Linked DNA regions of Homo sapiens: region 2 is linked to region 1. A link is a contact called in ENCODE Hi-C or POLR2A ChIA-PET data. All regions are on one chromosome and are shown on one strand. The core of a region is the stretch at or near the end of the contact, and the rest is flanking DNA. Distances in the headings are between cores, read along the strand shown. Region 1 overlaps FOXP1 (forkhead box P1). Region 2 has its middle 400 kb from the start of FOXP1-AS1.

What was found. A loop is a pair of places that touch in the nucleus more often than their neighbours do. ChIA-PET counts read pairs that join two places held with the same protein, here RNA polymerase II (POLR2A). Pooled maps may share reads with other maps.
Region 2: a loop to region 1 is called in a pooled map, with 2.6 times the contacts of the local background. The contact joins two enhancer-like sites. A Hi-C loop is called at or near these places in 1 of 50 pooled maps. POLR2A ChIA-PET finds 5 or more read pairs at or near these places in 3 of 52 experiments (OCI-LY7, Panc1 and activated T-cell).

The regions. Positions count from the first base shown.
Region 1 is chr3:71,065,675-71,071,834 of GRCh38, reverse strand. The region is part of intron 7 of FOXP1 (forkhead box P1); the gene reads left to right. Among named protein-coding and RNA genes, the nearest start is that of FOXP1-AS1, 220 kb to the left of the region's middle. Within about 2 kb of position 1,899, at least 6 of the 41 ENCODE cell types and tissues checked have a DNase peak (open chromatin) inside an H3K27ac peak, as active enhancers do.
Region 2 is chr3:70,886,376-70,892,535 of GRCh38, reverse strand. No RefSeq gene overlaps it. Among named protein-coding and RNA genes, the nearest start is that of FOXP1-AS1, 400 kb to the left of the region's middle. Within about 2 kb of position 3,220, at least 4 of the 41 ENCODE cell types and tissues checked have a DNase peak (open chromatin) inside an H3K27ac peak, as active enhancers do.

The DNA.
Region 1 (6,160 bases), core at 650-3,149:
GGAGGCTGAAGCAGGCCGATCACCTGAGGTGTCGGGAGTTTGAGACCAGTCTGGGCAACATGGTGAAACACCGTCTCTACTAAAAATACAAAAATTAGCCAGGCGTGGTGGCAGGTGCCTGTAATCCCAGCTATTTGGGAGGCTGAGGCAGGATAATCGCTTGAACACAGGGGGCGGAGGTTGCAGTGAGCCAAGATGCGCCATTGCACTCCAGGCTGGGTGACAAGAGCGAGACTCCATCTCAAAAAAGAAAAAAAGAAATTATAGAGAGATCTCATCCATCTTCCTCTTTGTTTAGCTGAAATGTGCAGGCGCAGAGAGGTGACGTGACTTGCCCACAATCACACTATTATTCCTGACAAAGTCATTAATAGAATCCTAAGTCATATGTAGTACTCCTGTACTATCTCAGAGTTAAACAGCCTGCTTGAGGCCTCTGTGGACTAGAAAAGATGTGCTGACCGCTTCAGCGGCCTGTAGATGAGCCCCAGTACTTGGAGCTGTCTGGAAACTACATGAACCGTCAAAGACTGGAAAGTGGAGACACCCAGGGTTGCTCACCTGGATGCCTGTGTCAGATTCCATTCCTGAGTTCTTAAACACACCCTCTGTTCTCAACCTCCCTCTCCCACCCGCTCCCCACTAGAACTGGCCTTACAACCTTTTTTTCTAGAAAAGGAGACAAACCTTGAGACTTTTATGTGGTCACTCTTAAAGACAGGGTGTGAGTGTCTGTGTAATTGGTGACTATTAGGGAAAGAAAAGCAAGCCATAGCGAGCGCAGAGCCCCGGAAAATGTTTTCTGTGTAGCAGCTTCTATGCCACACAGTGTGGAAGGCAATTATCTTGGAGGGGATTCCACAGCCCTGTGCCGGCTTCCCCGGTGTAAGATTTATTGTCGGCTGGATTGGGTGTTCTTTATAAGACCATTTACTCGGCATCTAAAGCGCTGTCAAGAGTGCTACTTCCTGAATGCTTTTGAGGTTGCAACTGCTAAGCTTCATTTTCCCGTCTTGGAGATATATTTTTGAAATGGTATGCAGGGATTTGTACAGGCCTTGTGCTTCCCATTGACACTGACAGGAGTTGCACTGTTAAACCCCAGCACGCTGCTGCAGAAATTTACCCCCTAATGCCCAGAGCCCTCCTTCAGCTGGGAGTCTGGCCCACACGTGCGCGGAGGGTTCCCGTAGCAGGGGAGAGGGCCCGAGAGTGCCCTTGTTTTGTGTAAGTCCTACCAGCTAATCAGTCTCAAAGTTGACTGTTTTCTTACTGAAACAAAGGATAAGCAAGTACTCTTCTTTTGCTTTTTCTCTTCCGTTTTTTGGATCTTAGGAATGCCAGAAGAAAACTCGAACTGCGAGTCAGCCAAATATACTGTATCGTGAAACCTTAGGGACCACTGAAATGGGAACAGTGGCCCATTACTGCTAAGAAGGTGTTTTATTGAAAATGCGCCGACATGCTCTCCCCGGAGAGTGAGCAAAAGAAGGCAAGATGCCCAACAGTAATACAGGTTGTTCTCTTAGGTGAGCTAAAATATCGAGTTTGGCACTCCCCTGCTGTGAGCGAGGAGGCAATAGAGTAGACGAATGTGCATTTTTACATTAAAAGTGCCATATTTCACTAGGGGTGTCCCCCTTTCTCCCCCCATTTTGTTTAAATGTCTTAATTTATATATTCCAGTTAATAGTTCATTACATGTCCTTTCTCTGTCTGGCTTTAAAAGTTGTCTTTTGAATAAGTTGAAGTAGTCAAAATTTCCTAATCCTGGCAGGCTTGCCAGCAGAGGGCAGGCGTAAAGAAGGTTTTGACATGAGGGTGTGTCAACCTAGGGTCAGAGGAGGGTGGTGTTGCATGGGAGGAAGATGTGTGAGCATTGTTCTGAGGGCAGGATGGGACACGCTCCCTTTGCCTCTTTGCAGGCCTGCTGCACACCACAGATCTCTGGAAAAGCTGACTGTACTAAATAAAGGTGGTCAGTTGCCTTTATCTGATATTCAGCGATTTCTACATAAGTAAACGTTAAAAAAATTAAAATGTAATTTCATTCCCCAAGAGCCGTCTTTTCTTTCCCCTTCAGTGCCCCATTTCTGGTTATGCTTAAAAATCGAGGGTTTGCCTGTGGGTGGGCCAAAAATACTGTCACTCTTCGGGAGGGAAATAACAAATTACACTTGGTGGTGGTGGTGGCAGTGATGTTTTCCCCCCGATATCTGAAGGGTACAGCACTTTGGGACATGCTCTACTGCCCCAAAACATGTACCTTTTCAAGAACTTTGCACACTTCAGTGTAATCTGTTCTAACCCCATGGCAGAAGCAGTCCATTAACAAATTTTACATTATGTTAAAACAGGGGATTATAGTTTCATCATAAATGAGAGAGGGTAATTTATTACTGTCAAATGCAGAGTTAGGAAAGGATGTTGTCATTTTTCTTTTCTGTCATGATTTTGTTTACCTCTGATGCTTATGAATGCTTTTAGAGTAAGGGATTTGTTTTTAGGTTGATGTTTTCCATAGCTCATCATACTTACAAGTCACCTGAATGTTGACATGTCACACTGTGTATATACAAATTAACCAGAAGCAATGGCTTTATAAAATGTTGCATTACATGAAAATGCAAATGGCAATTTGGAAGATGCATTAAGGGGAATTTAAACTCCTATGGAACAGTGAGAACTCAGTGTTTTCCCTTGGCCAAACTTGCAGGCACAGAAGAAAAACAACATAATTAGCTTCATTGTCAACATATGCATAACAGTGACATAAACAATATCAATATGGAGCTAACTGCCTTAGCTCCCTGTAGATGGATGATGTATTAATTTATATTTTTAAGTAAAAGCACTGCTTAAATCAAGACAGAATGGTGGTTCCTTGGAGACAAATCCCCAGATCTCAGGAATGGGGCATTGCTGTTGCAATTTAGTAACTCTAATTGGCTGCCCCATTGCCATTCTTTGGAGAAATACTTAAAGCAGTCCTCCTTCTGGGGAGGCGCGCTTTCCTGAGTAGGCCATCAGGCATGTTACTGGGCTTACATTTTGTATTCCTGTTGCTTTAGCTTTCTCTCTCCGGAATTGGAATCAGTTGGTTGAATCTCTTTAAGTTCTGTCATTTCAGAATATGTCCTGGATACTCCATTAAATTAATTGGAAAGGGGAAAGAAAATGTGTGTTGTGTTAACACAAGTGTTGTTCAGAAGAAGACAGCAAACTTGAATTAAGGTTTTGGCCTCTGATCACACAGTTGATTTTTCACCCCATGCTCGTATCCTTTCTCTAGTTATTTCCAAGCAGCTTCTGGCAAAGCAGGCCTTTCGTTGGAACTGAGGACCACGTGGGCCAGGGACCATTGCTGTATCTGCCTCACCACAGGGCCATTCATCAGTGTATGGAATAATGTCCTGAGGAGACGCTCCTCCTGACTCTTCCTTTAATACATCTTATCTCCATTCTCAGCTCTGAATGGGCAGTAAAACCTTTCACTTTCTTCTGTGTTCAAAGCTAAGGCTCAGCAGAACCAAATATAATACATGATTTTAGTCCCAGGTGTGTTATTTGGTGGTTAGAGTTTGGTGTGGGATCATAGTAATCTGTTCTTAAGTGCACAGCCAGCTGCACAATGGACTCATTTAGCAACTGACAGGTTTCTTAATATGTGGTGTTTGAACAAGAGCTGTATCTGTTGTGGGTGTTAGGATGTGGGCATCAAAAATATTTTTAAAGTATGGTATTTAGCATTTCCTTTACTCTTCCTTAAACGTTGGCTTACCCCTCGATATCCCCTCCCCCCCACCACAGGTATTCATTTTATATTATTATGGCTTTTTTTTTTTATAATTATCCAGTATCTGCTTCCTCTTGGAAGCCTGTAGTATATATTTTTTTTTTATTTTATTTTTTATTTTTTAAGACAGTTTCTTGCTCTGTTGCCTAGGCTGGAGTGCAGTGGTGCGATCACAGCTTGCTGCAGCCTTGAACTTCTGGTCTCCAAGTGATCCTGCCACCTCAGTCTCCCAAGTTGTTGGGACTATAGGCATGCACCATCACACGTGGCTAATTGTGTGTGTGTGTGTGTGTGTGTGTGTGTGTGTATTTTTGGAGACGGAGTCCCACTGTGTTGCCCAGGGTGGTCTCAAACCTCAAAGCAGTCTTCCTGCCTTGGCCTCCCAAAGTGCTGGGATTATGAGTATGAGCCACTGCACCTGGCCATGTTTAATTCTTGGGAGAAATCACTTTGCTTTTCTAAGCCTCAGTTTCCTCCTCTGTACAATGAGGGCTGGAATTTGTGTTCAGATTATGACAACTGCATGAGACTGTTAAAACACCCACAATCCAAAATTTTTTTGTTGGCCTTTCTTATTCAGCTTTTCTAAAATGACCTGGTGCTCACAGTGATTAATAAATGGTTTTAACGAAGTCTTCTGAGTTACTATTGGTTTTAACATTTTATATTATATTCCACTTATGGAAGTTCCAGTTCTTCCTGAATCCCAAATACAGGGCAAGTACACAGGACCACAGGAGTTTAGAATTAACCAAAGTGGCCTGGGCATATGTAGTTTATCCAGGTTTATCACTGATGGGACATTTCCTTGCCCAGAAGTAGTCTCTGAGTCACCATATCATCTGTCTGTCTGGAGACAGGGCGAGATGGGCTCCAGGTGGCTTCTAAGTTAGTATGCCAAGCCATTTCCCTCTCTCTTTTGTCACCTCCCCCTTACCCAAACCATCAGCCTTTAAATGCCACCTCCCCAGTGGGCCTTCCCAGACCCCTCCTCCTAGTGATCTCCTCCTTCTTTGTGGTCCCATGGTGCTTACAGCCACCACCGTGCAATTTAGTAGTTGAGTAAGCACTGCATTGCATCACTCTCTAATTATTTTGTTTAAGGCTTGTCTCCACAGCTGGGTCATGAGCGTCTGTAATGTTGTTTGCTTGTTTATTGTTTGTTTTGATGCACCTGCAGACTATTAGCTGATAAACACTGACCTGCTAAGGAGTTAGTCCACCTTCTGAAAGCATGCATGAGTTTTATGGATGCCTCATGAAGAACTTAGTTTCTAAAATAAAAACACATTGCATATTCAAAGTACATCCCAGTTTTTGTTTATAAACATTAAAACTCAATTTTAATACTTTGGGAAAAAGAAAGTCACTTAGGCGTTTTGAAATGATTCTTTCCACTTTCTCCCTGTACATTGGTTGGAGAGCACTTCCTTTATTTGTATTTCCTGCCGTTGGGGCTCTCTGCCAGCCCCTCCGGAAAGAGCACCTTTTCTCTTTAAGAGTCAGAACTCTACTGATAGTCGGGGGACTTTCTGGCAGATTTAAGGTCCTTCTACCTCGCAAAAGAGCCCTTGGTTCTCTGTTGAATATTCATGAGAGGGTGGGGTCACATTTTGTGACCTGAAAAAATCCCATTAATAAATTTGGTATCTGACACAAAAACACTTTAGGGTGAAGAGCGATCTGCGCTGTGCCCATTTAACATCTGATCATACTTTGATGGTCACTTCGCGCTTGTCTCTTTTACAGCCAGAGTAAAGAGGGAATTGTCTGCTCCCCGCTGACCCTGTTGAAATTCAGGCATTTGCTTGATTGGAAATATTACCAATATTCTTTCTGGTCTGTAGTAACCTGCATTTAATACACTTCACATCAAAATGTACTTTCAAGTAAAATTCCTGGGATTACTGGGTCAGATTTTGTTGCCTTTTTTTTTTTTTTTTTTTTGAAGGCAAATAGGCATTCATTGATGTCACACTACTCCTTTTCCTCTAATATTTTGAGAAAAAGAATAAAAATGTGTGTGGGGATTTTGTGTGTGTGTCTTTAAAAAATATACAGGCCAGGAAGTTTTTCTCCAAGTTTGAAGGTGGTAAATAGGTGATTTTTTTAGAGTCGCCGAAATGGACTAGATTAACCTGACGCTTAAGTCGTGTCAGTTGAGCCAACAAAGTTTAGCACATTGTTGACTTTTTAAAAAAACACTATACTCAGCTTTCAATAGCCTGAAAGAGCAGTGACTATTTCTAATAGAGAAGGTCATCCTAAAGTGCTTATTGAGAGTAGCTTTTGTTGTTGCTATTGTTGTATAAATAAGAAAGGAATTTAAAGAATTATTTCTTAGCAAACGTGTGGCAGATGCTT
Region 2 (6,160 bases), core at 1,971-4,470, 180 kb after region 1:
CTGCACGTTGTGTACCCTAAAACTTAAAAAAAAAAATGAGTTCCGATAGACCCTTTCCTACAAGTTTCTCTGATGTCTTGTATCTGAAGATGCAGAACATGAAATTAGATTTTCTTGATGACCATTATTAGGATTATAAACATCTATAATTGTTCAGCTTTTTCTTCCAAACTTTTCTTTCTTAATGGTTGATTAGAGAAAATTTTGCATTTATTATATATGCCTTGGGTGCCTCCAGCCCCCTGCAGTATTTATCACCTGAAATGGGCAAATAATCTGTTAGAAATATTTGTTAAATAAGAGTCAACAATTATTGAATGAAGTTGCAAAAACTAAGTTCAGAGGACAGAGCTGTGACACCTACATGACAATTATTTTAGGCAATCAGAGCTCTTTTAGATTTTTGGTTTGTGTTTTTTTTTAATTAGTTTTTTGGTAGGGATCATGTTCCAGGTTTCCAGAAGACTTTTAGAACAACAGCTTTCAAAAGGAAAATGATATTATTTGGTTTTTAATTAAAGAAACCATCTTTCGTACACTAAGATTGAATGAAATGTCTACTTTTTAGTCTCAAATAGATTTTATAAAACATTTAAGTATGTAAAAAGTTTAGTTTTCAATCAAAAATGTGTTTATTTTGAACACAAATATACGTAATAAGAATAGAACCAAAAAATTATGTATGTTTTATTAGTTTCCCAGGGTTGCTGTAATGAATTACTGCAAACTACATGGCTTAAAACAACAAAATGTATTCTCCTGCAGTTCAGGAGGCCAGGCATCTGAAATCAAGACGTCAGCGGGGTCGATTTCTTCTGGAAACTCTGAGGAAGAATCTGTCCCATGCCTCTCTCCTAGCTTCTTGTGGTTGCTGGCAACTCTTGGCTTTCTCTGGCTTGTAGCTGCACACTCCAGTGTTTCCTGTCATCTTCATATAGCTTTGTGTCTCCTTTCAAGGACAGCAATCATTAAATTCAGGGCCCACCCTAATCCAGTATGATTTCACTTTAACTTGATTACATCTTCAAAGTCCCTATTTCCAAATAAGGTCACATTCACAGGTATTGGAGGTTAGGACTTGCAGGTATCTTTTTGGTGGGGATAAATTCAACCCCCTAAATATGTGTACATATTAGATATGTGACCATGTGCTATAGAATATACAGTGTAAAATCATACAAAGTATATACTTTCTCTTGATAGATGATTTTACAGATATGGAGGAGAGAATCAACTTCAGACTGATTTTTAAATGGCACCATCTTAAAAATAAAGATTTTAATGTCCTACTTGGAAAACGCATGTAACCTTTCAAGTCAAAGAATGAAGTTCCAACACCAGGAAACTCACTATTCTGGCCATTCTATCTTGATTCTAAGTGAACATTCTAATTAGAACCAACCCTCATAATTACTTTTATATTAATAGCATTATAAGGTAAATGTTCTTCTATCTGGGTTTTATCTCTCTGCTATAAATTGCATTGTTAGCTCATATCATGCCCCTTGCATTATCAATTATTGGAGGCACTTCTTAAACGGAATTGGGGCCATGAGTAATTGGAGAAGCATCTGATAGATGGGGAAATTTTTTACTTTCCCTTGCAAGGCTGGATCTCCATAATTTGGCCGTGAAAACATTGATATAAGACATCGCTTCAATTCATTCTGGGATTTTTTTTGCAATGTCGGTGTAAAAAGCTATTGAGCAGGCAGGGGAATTCCTAACAGATGAACCTCTGACTTATTTTTTAGCTTTTTACTGATGTCTTACAAAGAAGAAAGTACATTTATGTTTGTCAACATAAAAATGCTTTTATCTCTTGGTAAAAACCTACAATACTCTCTGTTGTTCACCAATAGCCACCCTCCCACTAAAACAGAGGAAAAGTTTCTCATTTGGGGAACAAATTTCTCTTTATACACTTTTGAGTTCAACACAAATTGGTGACCCTGAGGAGGAAGACGTTATAGACCCTTAAATCCCTAGATCCACCCAGAAATCCAGCTTGATTCATTTTCGCTTGTTCTAGTAGTCTGATTTATGTCAGGAGACTGTGTTTATGGAGATCAGGTGGCCTTTCTCACAAGCCTTTTTAATTTGCACCATTATCTGCTGATAACAGCGTAATGAGCCTGCATCTTCTGAAAAATAGAAAAAGTGTGCTTTTCCACAAAACACTTGTAAGACTGCATGGATTGCGGGGAAGTGGTATTGGATGCTATTAATGGGATGGTAGCTGACAAAAATGTCAAAGATGTAAGTTATTGTTCCAGGCCACTTGAAACCTTAGAATATGTTCCCCCAGTCACCCTATTAATGGAGATATATTATCTCTCTGAGAATTTCCTGTCAAACTCTGTTAAGTAAATAAAGAATAGGTGAAATATCAGAAACAGAGCTAACAAATGGAGCTAAGGCCTCCACTGGAAAGAAAAGAGCCAGCTGTTTACCGTGCTAATTCGAAACAAAATGAAAATGTATGTTTTTCATCTTTGTGGAATATAATTTTCAAACATAGACTGGAAGTTGGCTTTAGAAAAGACTTTTTTCTTTTTTTGAAAGAGATATTTAGTGGTCTGGTTTGTGTGTGACAAATGTGACTCTGGCCTTGACTTAAGACACATGTCTGGCTGAGCCCTGCATGTTGCCTCGAAATTGAACTCAAACCATGAAGTAATATTTGAGTCATTCAGCCGTGTTACTCTCAATGTGTCAAGATCAGAATGTACTAGAACTTTTTATAGTCAGAGACACAGCTAATTGTAGATACCGACTATCAGGCAGGACCCAGGGAATTTGGTGTAGGTGAGCAGAGCCACCCAGCTCTGTGGTTCCGGTGGTCCTGTGCAGATCTCAACCAAAGCCCATGTCATCCTAGGAATCTAACATAGAATCCATATTGTTCAGCCAGTGCTTCTCAATTAGGGGTGAGCATCCACACCCCCATACCCCCACTCCTGCTCTCCTGCCAGGGACACTGGGCAACGTGTGGAGGCATTTTTGGTTTGCATATTTGGGAAGGTTGCTACTGGCATCTGGTGGGTAGGGACCAGGAAAGCTGCTAAGAATTCTACGGTGCCCAGGACAGGGACCCACAGCAAAGGATTATTCAGCCCCAAATGTTGACAGTGCTGAGGCTGAGAAACCTAGCTCTTTTATTTTTGAGACAGAGTCTTACTCTGTACACCCAGGCTGGAATGCAGTGGTGCAATCTCAGCTCACTGCAACCTCCCAGGTTCAAGTGATTCTTCTGCCTCAGCCTGCTGAGTAGCTGGGATTACAGGCACATGCCACCACACCCAGCTAATTTTTTTGTATTTTTAGTAGAGATGGGGTTTCGCCATGTTGGCCAGGCTGGTCTCGAACTCCTGGCCTCAAGCAATCCATGTGCCTTGGCCTCCCAAAGTGATGGATTACAGGCAAGAAGCCTAGCTCTTGAACAGTGATTCTTAAACATGGATGTGTGTCAAAACCATCTGGACAGCTAAGAAGGCAAAGGCCCAGGCTCATTGAGGTGACTGTGGGGTAAACACACCTGAGAGCAATAACATAAGTACACCCTGAGAATGACCCCGTATGGCAGATGCACCTGCATGTGTTTTCTGAGCTAGGGAATCCAGGAGTGGCCAACCCGGAGATTTCATTCCTTATCTATGATAAATGTTTGAGCCCCCAGCCTGTCCCATCTAACACGGCGCATATAGGGGATTGAGGCCCTGAGTTCTTGGGTTAAATGAAGGTTTCCAGGAGGGGGTTGTTAGTGGGAGGGTGTTAAGTGAAAACGCTATATAATATTTGATTCATGATGTTTGCAGGCGGTTGGGGTTCTACTGCCCCGTCAGTCAGCACTGTAGGAAAGTGGATGTGTTGTCTAGCCAGTTGCCACTGGATCATTTTGGTAATTAAGTTGGTTCTCCTGTCCAGCCCACTGCCACTGGACTCTCCCCCCTGTATGGAACCCCTAATAAAACCCCAGGTCTCCTTTGCTGGCTCTGGGTCTCTTCTTGAACCTGGTGCCTTCACTATTGGAATTAATAGGGGTTTGGCAAAACAGGGAGGGCCTGAGCCTTTGTAGTTTTATCAAGTTTTTACGTGATTCTCACTCAAGTTCAAAAGCCACTGGTATAGGCTATTAATTAGATTCGGAAGTTGGACATGAACCATTTACCAATTTTTTTGGTCACACATTTATTATTTTTTGGTCACCCCTGTAATCTCAGCTACTTGGGAGGCTGGGGCTGGAGAATCTCATGAGCCCAGGAGTTCAAGGCTGCAGTGAGCTACGGTCACGCCACTGTGGTCCAGCCTGGCAGACAGAGTGAGACCCTGTATCTAAAAGAAAACATACAGAAACAACTTTGTGTGATTGTTTTTGTATGTTTTGTCTTCTTCAACTGCTCTAGATTTTTTTGCACAGGAAAATGTATGCTATAATGGTAATTTATTAATCATTATTTTTCTAGGCCAGTATTTCCCACTCAATCTGTGGGTTGTGAAGTTGCTACGAGGACTTTGAGAATCCGTATGTGTGCAAGCATTGCTCATAGAACTGAAAAAAAATCTTACACATATAAATATATGAATATTTTCCAAATTATATAGATGATCTGATTAATCATGTACACACTCATTTAAAAGTATTACTCATTGAATGTTTTAGAAAGAGATGAACACAAATATATCTCTACTGTCAGGTGGGTTCATAAAATATTTAAATATTTATTTTGCAAAGGGATCCTCCAAACTTAAAGGCACCTGCAGACTACATTTTCGAGATTTTTCCACAGTTTTTTTTTGAGACAGATTATTTGCCCATTTCAGGTGATAAATACTGCAGGGGGCTGGAGGCACCCAAGGCATATATAATAAATGCAAAATTTTCTCTAATCAACCATTAAGAAAGAAAAGTTTGGAAGAAAAAGCTGAACAATTATAGATGTTTACAATCCTAATAATGGTCATCAAGAAAATCTAATTTCATGTTCTGCATCTTCAGATACAAGACATCAGAGAAACTTGTAGGAAAGTGTTTTTTTTAATCACTGTATCAGTTTCTACTGAGATCCATGTACAGTTCTATATCTAATACTTGGTTTAGAGCACTGTTGCTCTAAGCTTGATTTCTCAAATAAGTCACCTGGGGATCTTGTTGTCCTACAGATTTTGATTGAGTTTGCCTGGACTTGTAATTCAGCAATCACCACAGGCTCCCAGGAAATGGAATGGCCCTGACCCTCAGACCACGGTTTGAATAGTGGGAATTCAAAGATGTTAGTTTCTGGAAGTTTATGCACTTTTGGCACCACGTATCTTAAAATACACTGTTGAAATGACTGGATCGTAGTAAAGCGGGGAGAGAAAACCAACTAAACACAATAATGCAACTCACATTTCACTTATGTAAATGTTATAGAAAGTCCTTGTACTTGAACTGATTAATTTTTTTTAACGGAGTGTTACTAGACAATAAGAACATGGGAAGAAAATTCAGATGAGAACAAAATTCCATATAGAAGGTGGCTTAGTATGTTAGCGCTGTTATAACAAAATATCTTAGACTAATTTGTACACAGCAAAAATGTATCACTCACAGTTTTGGAGGCTAGGAAATCCAAGATTGAGACCCAACAGATTCAGTGTCTGATGGGGATCGCCCTCTTCTTGAAAGAAGGCACCTCGTTGCTGCTTCCTCATGTGGTGGAAGAGATGAAGAGGTTCCTCCAGCCCTTTTATAAGGGCACTAATCATGAGCTAATCACCTCACAAAGGGGCCACCTCTCAATACCACCACATTGGAGATTAGGATTTCAACATATGACTTTTTTGGAAAGACACAAACATATCAGAAAGCTTTGACAGCAGGTGACTCTATCGGCTGGATGCTCCAGATAGCCCTGAACATGAATCACATTTTATTCCCAGCCAACCCCCTATCATTACTTCTGCAAGCACCACCACGGAGAAAATCAGCAACCTCATGGCTTGCAGGTGGGATCGCTCGGGTCACTTTAGAGGCTGTCACATCTCTTTGTAAATGTTTCTAGATATCCCTCCCTGACTCCCCAGGACCATTAATTGGTTTGTTTATCTGTGGTAGAAACAGGATACTAGTGGAAGAAAGCAGGCATATAATAGGTTCTCAGTGTGGGTTTGTAGA